Regions from separate parts of the Mus musculus genome. Here all the other regions are linked to region 2. The links are chromatin contacts, found by Hi-C or POLR2A ChIA-PET in ENCODE. All regions are on one chromosome and are shown on one strand. The core of a region is the stretch at or near the end of the contact, and the rest is flanking DNA. Distances in the headings are between cores, read along the strand shown.

What was found. Hi-C counts contacts between places; a loop is a spot of excess contacts on that map. ChIA-PET counts read pairs that join two places held with the same protein, here RNA polymerase II (POLR2A).
Region 1: POLR2A ChIA-PET joins it to region 2 with 14 read pairs in Patski. The contact joins the enhancer-like site here to the promoter of Tnrc6c in region 2. POLR2A ChIA-PET finds 5 or more read pairs at or near these places in 3 of 5 experiments (Patski and embryonic stem cell).
Region 3: a map of heart shows a loop between it and region 2 (7-fold over the local background). The contact joins the enhancer-like site here to the promoter of Tnrc6c in region 2. A Hi-C loop is called at or near these places in 2 of 37 maps with a recorded cell type or tissue (gastrocnemius and heart). POLR2A ChIA-PET finds 5 or more read pairs at or near these places in 4 of 5 experiments (Patski and embryonic stem cell).

Annotation. Positions count from the first base shown.
Region 1 is chr11:117,728,238-117,730,947 of GRCm38, reverse strand. The region is part of intron 5 of Tnrc6c (trinucleotide repeat containing 6C); the gene reads right to left. Among named protein-coding and RNA genes, the nearest start is that of Tmc6, 51 kb to the left of the region's middle. Within about 2 kb of position 1,298, at least 2 of the 3 ENCODE cell types and tissues checked have a DNase peak (open chromatin) inside an H3K27ac peak, as active enhancers do.
Region 2 is chr11:117,653,010-117,655,709 of GRCm38, reverse strand. Tnrc6c (trinucleotide repeat containing 6C) reads right to left here and starts at 1,421. Exons shown (of 22, transcript NM_198022.2): 1 at 1,024-1,421.
Region 3 is chr11:117,556,239-117,558,938 of GRCm38, reverse strand. All of the region lies in intron 1 of Gm51933 (a long non-coding RNA gene), which reads left to right. Among named protein-coding and RNA genes, the nearest start is that of Gm51933, 11 kb to the left of the region's middle. Within about 2 kb of position 1,398, at least 1 of the 3 ENCODE cell types and tissues checked has a DNase peak (open chromatin) inside an H3K27ac peak, as active enhancers do; it is gastrocnemius, where a contact is called at or near this core.

The sequences.
Region 1 (2,710 bases), core at 49-2,548, 75 kb before region 2:
GGACCACATTGGATTTCCAACTGCCACCCATTTATTTATTTTTAAATAAATGTCCTGCGGTGGAAGCCTGTGTATGAGGTTCACGGGCTTTCATATTTAGGCACCTTTCCCAATTCTGTACAGATACACTAATCCCACAGTCCTATAAAATACAGGAAAGCAGAATTCTCCTCCCTGTCCATAGCTACAAAAAGGACAAAAGTCCTCTCTTCTGTTAAAAAACTATTGCAATGTTGCTGAAAATGGACTCCCTCTGGCTGGTGACTGGAGGCTAATTTTAGAGTCCTGGTGTCAAAACAGCAGAGGCGTCACAGCCCCTCTGATTCACTGTTCCCTGGAGGGAGGTCTTGAAGCTTGAGCAAGGACACTGTTCTCTAGCTTTTGACGCTCTAAGAAGGCACCAATCCCCCACCTAGGCCGAAGTCAAGCTCTCCCGAGGTTCAGTATAGTGAATGAGACATGGCTTTTCCGTAGTTAACTCACCTAAGCTCAGTCTATAAAACCTTCTCATATTTGTGTCTGAAAAGAAAGCTTTGGAACAAGGAGCAGTGGACCCAAGTGCAAAGTCAGCCTTTCCAGACCATCGCCAACTGCCAACCTGGTGAGCAGCCTCAAACCTGTCTCAGCCGCCTCAGGTAGGGTGCAGAGGTCTCTTCAATCAGCTTCTCCAGAGCACTCTTCCCTTGCTCAGACTTCAAGACCCTCACAGGGAGCTACTATTCTACTTTGGTACATCGTCTACAGGTTCCAGAACATGACAAACTGCGACTTCACTCACTGTTGGACAATAGCCAACAGGAGGTGGGGGAGGTCCCTGATCTTGTCTGGATCATCTATCTCTATGCTGCCCTCTGCAAGCATCTTTCCCCAACACCAATCCCTCTAAAAGTGACCAGAGCATTTGGGTGAAACGACGATGCTCAGGGCTGAATTAAACAGCCAGGAAAGACAACAGCTGCAGGTCTGAGGCCAGCCTGTGTAGAAATCAGAAACCTACCCAACAGCAACAGAACAAAACCTAATCCAAATCCTACAGTAGCACTTTTGAGACCCAGCTATCACTGAGGACAGTACCCTGAACAGTACTGCTGTTCTGTTTTATTAATATTTACTGCTTCTTGTGTGCCTGCAAGCTAATTAAGTGCTATGGAATACCCATCTCCAAGTACACTAGATAATCAGGCTGCCTGGCATTTTTCAGAATCTGTTTTAAAACAAATAACTTCTGACTTAACTCTTTCTTGTTCTCAGCCATTCCCCATTAGAGGTTGCAAGATGATGTAACAGCTTCAGGTTCTGCCAGACAGCCTGACACACAATCAGCAACCAGGAGGAAACACTGTCAAGTGTAGTACAGAGCTGTGACTTTGTATCCTGTGTCAGCATAGCCTGTGAGAGCTCCACAGCAGTTGCGAATCTGATGACAGGTACAGGGACATTTCTTCAGGCTAGTACCACTGTTCTAACCCCAAAGTGAGGCTGGGTCAGGTCCAAACAAGCTAGTTAGCCAAACTACAAAGAATTTCCTAACCCACATGGGTTTTAAATAGACTCCCGGAAACTCACTATCAATATAAGAACCGGGCAAAACTGTTTTGTATCATTTACCCCTGTAAGACTGAACACACAAAACTATGTTCATGGAGAAGCCATATTTTCTGACATAAATAGAAATTACATAAAACTAGCACAGGTCAAAGAAAAGCAGAATTCCTATAAAATACCAAGTTTTATTAACAGCAAAAACATGGTTAACCACTAAAAGTGATGGATGCTTTTGCTGGAATGAAGGATCTGAGTGGAGTCATGAAAAGCCTATGCCTGTGCTTCAGCCTGTCTGATCCAGCTTGGCAGCTGCTGTGGCTGTCATCCAGCAGTCTGTTTGGAATCCTACTTGCTACTTCTCTGGGGTCAAAGAACAGCTTCACAACAAGCTTACAAAAACACAGGCTCTGGTTACTTGCAATTCTGAGGTAGCTTGTTTTAGGTCTGAGATTTCAATACCATAGGGAATGTGGGGCAAAGTGTGGCCACTCTGTTCCCGTGGGAGAGGAAAGTGACACTATAAGAAAAACACATGACACCATCACATGCTATACCATACACCGAACTTGGCCGTTTCTTGGGCCTACAGATAGGAAAAACACTGTCTTTGTTAATGGTATCTAAATTCACAGAAGCTTCTATGATACTGCTATACCTTTAAGAATATGCAGACTCCAGAAGCTGAAGGCAGGGACACAGGGTCTGGGAAGCCAAGTTTTGCATTTAGAAGAAATAGTCAATAGTACACCTTTCTGCTTTTAAATTTGGTAGTCATGTGTGCTTTCATAAAATACAGTTACACAGTGAGCTCTTATAATCCCAGTACTGAAAAGATGGGAAGATCCAATCTAGTCAAACCGGTAAGCTCCAGTCCCATGGGTCACCACCTCTTAGGTGTTCCCCTCCAGTCTCCATACACACGTGCACACACTTACACCTGAATGCACACATGTGCATATTTGATGGGACTACTTCATGCTATGAGGGCCACGGTGGTGCCTCCTCCCCTCTCTTTTGAGATAGGCCCTTACGATGTCCTGGAGCTTGCTGTGTGGACCAGGTTTCCTCCAAAGTCTGAGATTCTCCTGCCTCTGCCTCCCGACCCCTGGGATTAAAGCCATGAGGCAGCACCTCCAGCTTGTGGTGGCATTTTAAAGTACTAACT
Region 2 (2,700 bases), core at 172-2,671:
CATTTCACAACTGTAGGGGGCCCTCGGGGTCGCCCATGGCTCACCAAACAACGCCACACTGCGGATCGGTGTATGCCACCCTTTGGGAACGCACGGTCTGCAGGGGACCATGCAAGGGGAGCGGGTATCATCCACCACTGCATTAGTTTTAAGAGAACGAGAGAGCGAGCGCGGGGGTTGGGGGGAACGGCTAAGTGTCCGACCCCTGGGTCCCCATCCCGATGTCGCACGCCCGGCCAGGAGCTCGCAGTCCGTGCCTCTCCTCCGCCCGTCAACCCCGGCCGGCGCCGCACGCGGGTAGCTCGGGGCCGCCGCGCTCCGGCTCGGCCGAACAAAGGGCCCGAAGACCTCCGGGCGCTGCGGCGGTGGCGCTCTCACCTGGGCTCCGTCCCCGGCGGCGGCTCCGCGGGGCTCCGGCGGCGCGGGCCTGGCGGTGGAGAGGTCGCTCTCGGCCGCCCGGGGCCCTCGGGGGCGCTCCGGCGGCGGGGGCCCGCTCAGTGCCGGCGCCGCAGGATCGAGTCCGGGCGCGGGCGGCGGGTGGGCGGCGGCACGTCCCGGCAGGTCCAGGTCCAGTGCCCGCGACGCCGCGACGCGCCCTGCTCCTAAGTCTCGGCGGGCCGCGGCTCGGACGCAGCCCGGGTCTGAGGCGGGGACGGCGATGGGCGGCTGGGCGCGGGGCCGCTCCGCTCCCTCCGCCTCAGGCTCCGGCTCGAGCGGGCCCGCGGCGGCGGCGGCGGGAGCGCGACGGCGCGAGGACCGCCTGTCACGGGGGCGGCCGGGGTGACCCGGCGGCTCTCAGGGCTGCACGGCGACGCGGACGGCGACGGCGGCTGCGGCTCCCGGGGCCGTCGCGCTGAGGTGCGGAGCTGCCACCGCGGCCATCTTGTTGCTCTAACTGACAAGAACCCCCCTCCCCCCGCTCCAGCCAGACGCGGCGCTCGCGCCCCCGGCCCCGCCCCGCGTGGGCCTCCAACAGGAAGTCGTACCGGCCCCCGGCACGTGACTCCCACCGCATCTGCATACCGGAGGGCGGAATGGCCAATCAGCGCCCTGATCCTGAGCTCCGCCTCCAGGCAGTGCTCCCGATCCCATTGGTTCGTCACGAAAAGACCACGCCTCCTCCTTCTCCCCTAATACCCGCCCGCGCTGTGGTCGTCCAGACCGCGCGTGGAGCGCGCGGGGGTGCGAGCTGCGCGTTCTTCACGCGCCTCGGACGCGCGCCTTTCCTCGGAGCTGACGCTCCTTCCCGGTCAATGCGGAGAGCCGTGCGGAATTCTCCCGTGGCCGCTTGCCTTCACGCTTTTGGGCACTGTGACTCCGCGTTAGCTTGCGCACCAAAGGGCCGCAGATTCAGTTCTGCGTAGCCGCCTCCGTTCTCCGGTTCTGCGCCCCGCCGTATCCCGGGTTTGCGCAGCGTTTTCGCCCGGCGGCGCTGGCCCTCTGCGCAGCGGCGCCCTGAACCTGGCGCACGCACTGGCGCGCCTCCGGCCCGTGCCGTGCACACGCCCTGTACCTCCCTACGGTGCACACTCGTACGTGCGCGGGACGCGGCCTAGAAGCTCGCTGCGCGCTCCTCGCGGCATCCTCTTGGCCCCCTCCTTCGCTCAGAGGCTCCCCGGGGATTGCTCTGACGCGAGCCAAACAATCCCGGCTGCAAAGCAGCCCCCTGGGGAGGCCTGCTTTCCCCGCAGCTACTCCACCCTACAGCGAACGCAACCTGCCCACCCCAAGCCCTGGGCTGAGACTACACACCCCGCATTTTCTTCCTGGCTCTGGGAAGCCCGCGGTGGTCCTCCATTCTTTGGCTCCTCCTTGGTATACATATACGTAATAATCTGGTGGGTAAGGTCCGAAGCACTGTGCGCTCCGTAGAGTCCCTTTCAAGTTTCTGTTCAAGCCACGGGAAGATTTTGAAAGCTCATATTTTTCTCCACAGAGGGTGATGGAAGGAGCCTAATTCCTCTCCACCACCACTCCCGACCCTGATGTTCTGGTAGATCCGCGATGCTTCTGAAAGTTGTCAGTGCTGTAAGAGGCCATTCCCTGTCTATGTGTTCCCGTCTGGAAGAAGAGACAACGCTCTAGTAGTACCTTCGAGATGCAGTTTTGCTGCCGCCAGTGTCATGTTTTGAAATGTTTGTGGAGAAAAGGGACACAACAGACTTGCTGCTCTCGTTTCCCTTCAGGGTCCCGTGAGCTCTGTACACTCCTTTCTTTCTATTATATTTTAAGCCTTCTGGTCGTCAGATTTACTTACTCTCCGAAGTCGGCTTCAAACGTCTGTTGTGTATTTTTCATCCTGCAAACCCATATCCCCTAGAAAGATCTGATGGCAGATGTGGCTCTCACAGAGACTTCTGCCTTTTCTATTCAGCATTTTATTGACTTCAGTTTAATTCTTGACTGCTGAGAACCTGTATCTTTTGTGTCTCAAAAGTCCAGATATTATCACATGATCCAGGAAGGAGCACAAATAGCATCCTGCAGTTACACAGCATGCACTAGGTAGATTGCTAAATCCATGAGGAGCCCAGAGTCTGGGTGCAAACAACACTGTAAAACTTCAGTTATTGGAATATTGAACCAAAATGACGTCATTTAGCATTTGTCCTTGCCATTCATTGACTTTGTGACCATGACCTCTCCTCTCTTCCAGCTTTCTTTGTGATCGTCCCCTCCCCTCGAGCTTACTTAGCCTGG
Region 3 (2,700 bases), core at 149-2,648, 97 kb after region 2:
TCTGGGGACTGAATGATCAAAGGCAGAGTAGAAACCCCCAATTTGAGATTAAATAGATGCTACAACAAGCAAGAATCCAGGGCCTGTGAACAAGTTACCATTGGCATCACCCACTTGTCTTAGTTAGGGTTTTACTGCTATGAGCAGACACCATGACCAAAGCAACTCTTACAGGTTCAGAGGTTCAGTCCATTATCATCAAGGCAGGAACATGGCAGCATCCAGTCAGGCATGGTACAGGAGGAGCTGAGAGTTCTACGTCTTCATCTGAAGGCCTCTAGCAGAATATTGACTTCCAGGCAGCTAGGATGAGGGTCTTAAAGCCCACACCCACAGTGACACACCTACTCCAACAAGGCTACACTTTCTAATAGTGCCATTCCCTGGGCCAAGTATATATAAACCATCACACACACACACACACACACACACACTTTGCAGTGGATGCCTAATGAGCCACGATGGCGTTTGTCTTTCCTCTTCTTTGAACTTCTCCAGAGGTATTGGCAGGGAGACACCGCTTTGAGCCAACACTACCAGTCACTTGGCCTCCCCAATAACAGGGACAGAAGCTGAAAGACTCCACATGCTGAGCACAGGCAGACAGAGAACCAGGAGATGCCGGGCTGGACTGGCGAAGGAGCAGTACATTGCCAAAGTTCACAGGCCTCAGACGCCAGCTCTCCTGGGCCATCGGAGGAGGGCGGAGGATCAGCCCCACTCCCAGAACTGCTTCCTACCCGGCCTAGTAGTGACTCATAGGAAGCTGGAAAGGCACTGACCATTCAGCTCAGGGAATTCATGATGATCCCAGCTGGCTGGCTTGAGGGTTCAGGTTTCTTCAAGAAGGAGGGCTTCACTTGTGGAGAGAGGAAGTGTGACCAACAGGACCCTCACAGCTATGGAGATGACAGGGCAGATTTTCTAATCAGAACCTTGGCTATGTGTCACGGGAGTTGCAGGCCAGGAATCCTGGGTCAGGGTATCTGGGGATGGTCCTACCTCTGAAGTCTGGGGGTTTCTTTCTCCTTTTGGTTCTCGGATGTCCCATCCAGTCCCTACTGGTCCTGCTCCCGAGCCTTCAGAGTAGGAGGCTAATGAAGAGCTGAGGGCCGATGGCCAGGACCCCACCCCAGGAGTCCGCCTGGCCAATCGAATCAGAAGGGTTAAAGAACAAGTCACGAGTCTCCAGAGGCCACTGTTCCCATTTCAATCTTTCCTTTTTGGCTTTTTTGTAAAAACAATGGAAACTCAGGGTGGAGTTTCCTCCTCCAGCTGCTTGGTAGCCCTGAAGTGGGAGGGTTGTGGCTGAGGAGAGTGGACAGGGCTGGTTCTGGAAGGAGGAGCCTGCTCAGGCTGGATAGGGTAGTGTACCTGGCTCCAGGCCTTGTGGCCTGCGCACTCACTGCCTGGCTGTCCAGATGGCCCCGTGTAGCCTAGAGTGTGGTGTTCAGTGTGTGGACGTTTCTGTCTCTCGTGGACCTGGGCTATGATGAGTCTCAGGTCTTGAGACCTGAGACTGGCAGGCTGGGCTTGAGACAGGAGAGTCTTTCTGAGCTAACCTAGTTCATTGGAGTCCTTGTGCCAAGTACTTCTGGGAACTGAATCTAGATGGCTGATGCCCTGTGGCCATCGTAAAGCTGGCTTTTGGCTAATGCTCCCGTAGACAGCCCGTTTCTCACGAGGAAACAGGTAGATACATGGAGTTGCTATAACAGAAGTTCTATTTTATTTGTGCTGAGGGCCATCACACAAGGATCACACTCGAAATTCATAACTATGGTCCTAAGCCTCTCTCTCCAAGACTGCTCACCTGGGCGAAGGTCAGACCCAGCCCCTAACAGAGCGAGGGTCAGGATCCTGGGGCAGACTCTCCAGCTGCAGGGCAAATCAAAGTGTTGTCTCACCAGATGTGCAGAGCAGACCATTGTTCTTGGTCTCTGCTTATGTACTGTCCAGTGGGGTTCTAGGATTGTGTCTGGTTGTCTTGAGTGAGTGATGTTACTGGGTTCTGGTTATTGGGTGATTGGGTGCAGCCCTGGGTACAGTGGGTTCCTGACTAAGCTATTTTTACATGTCTAAAAGGCATTGTTTTGCTATGCTTATTACATGGTTCTTCTGTGGTTGTCTGGGCCATACTGTACATAACTTATGCAAAGCATAGCTCTTAATGATCCTGTTTTCTGCCTTTCATTTTGGCTCAGGGTCTTGCTGTGTAGCCCAGGCTAGCCCCAACTTCCTGAGAACTGGGATTATAGATGTGTCTCCAAACTCAGTCTGATTGTCTTCGGTCTGCCAGAGGACTGGGCTCCAGCAGAGCAGGCTCTTTACCACCCTGGGCTACCTGAGACTCTGAACAACAACAACAACAACAACAACAACAACAACAACAACAACAACAACAAAACCCTTCCACAGACAAGGTAAAGATCAGCTTGTTGGTGGTGGTGGTGGTAGTGGTGGTGGTGGTGTGTGTGTATGAAAGAGAGAGTGAGCCTGTGTGCCTGAGTGCCTATGTGAGTATGTGCTCAGTGTGTGCCCATGTGTGTTTGTGTGAGTGTATATATGTGTGTTTGCCTGTGTATTCCTTTGCGTATGTGCACGCATGTGTGAGTGTGCATGTGTGTATAAGAGTGTGTTTGTGTGTGTGCAAACCCCTCCCTGGGGCCTTACTGGGAACAGATTGAGACCAGCAATAGG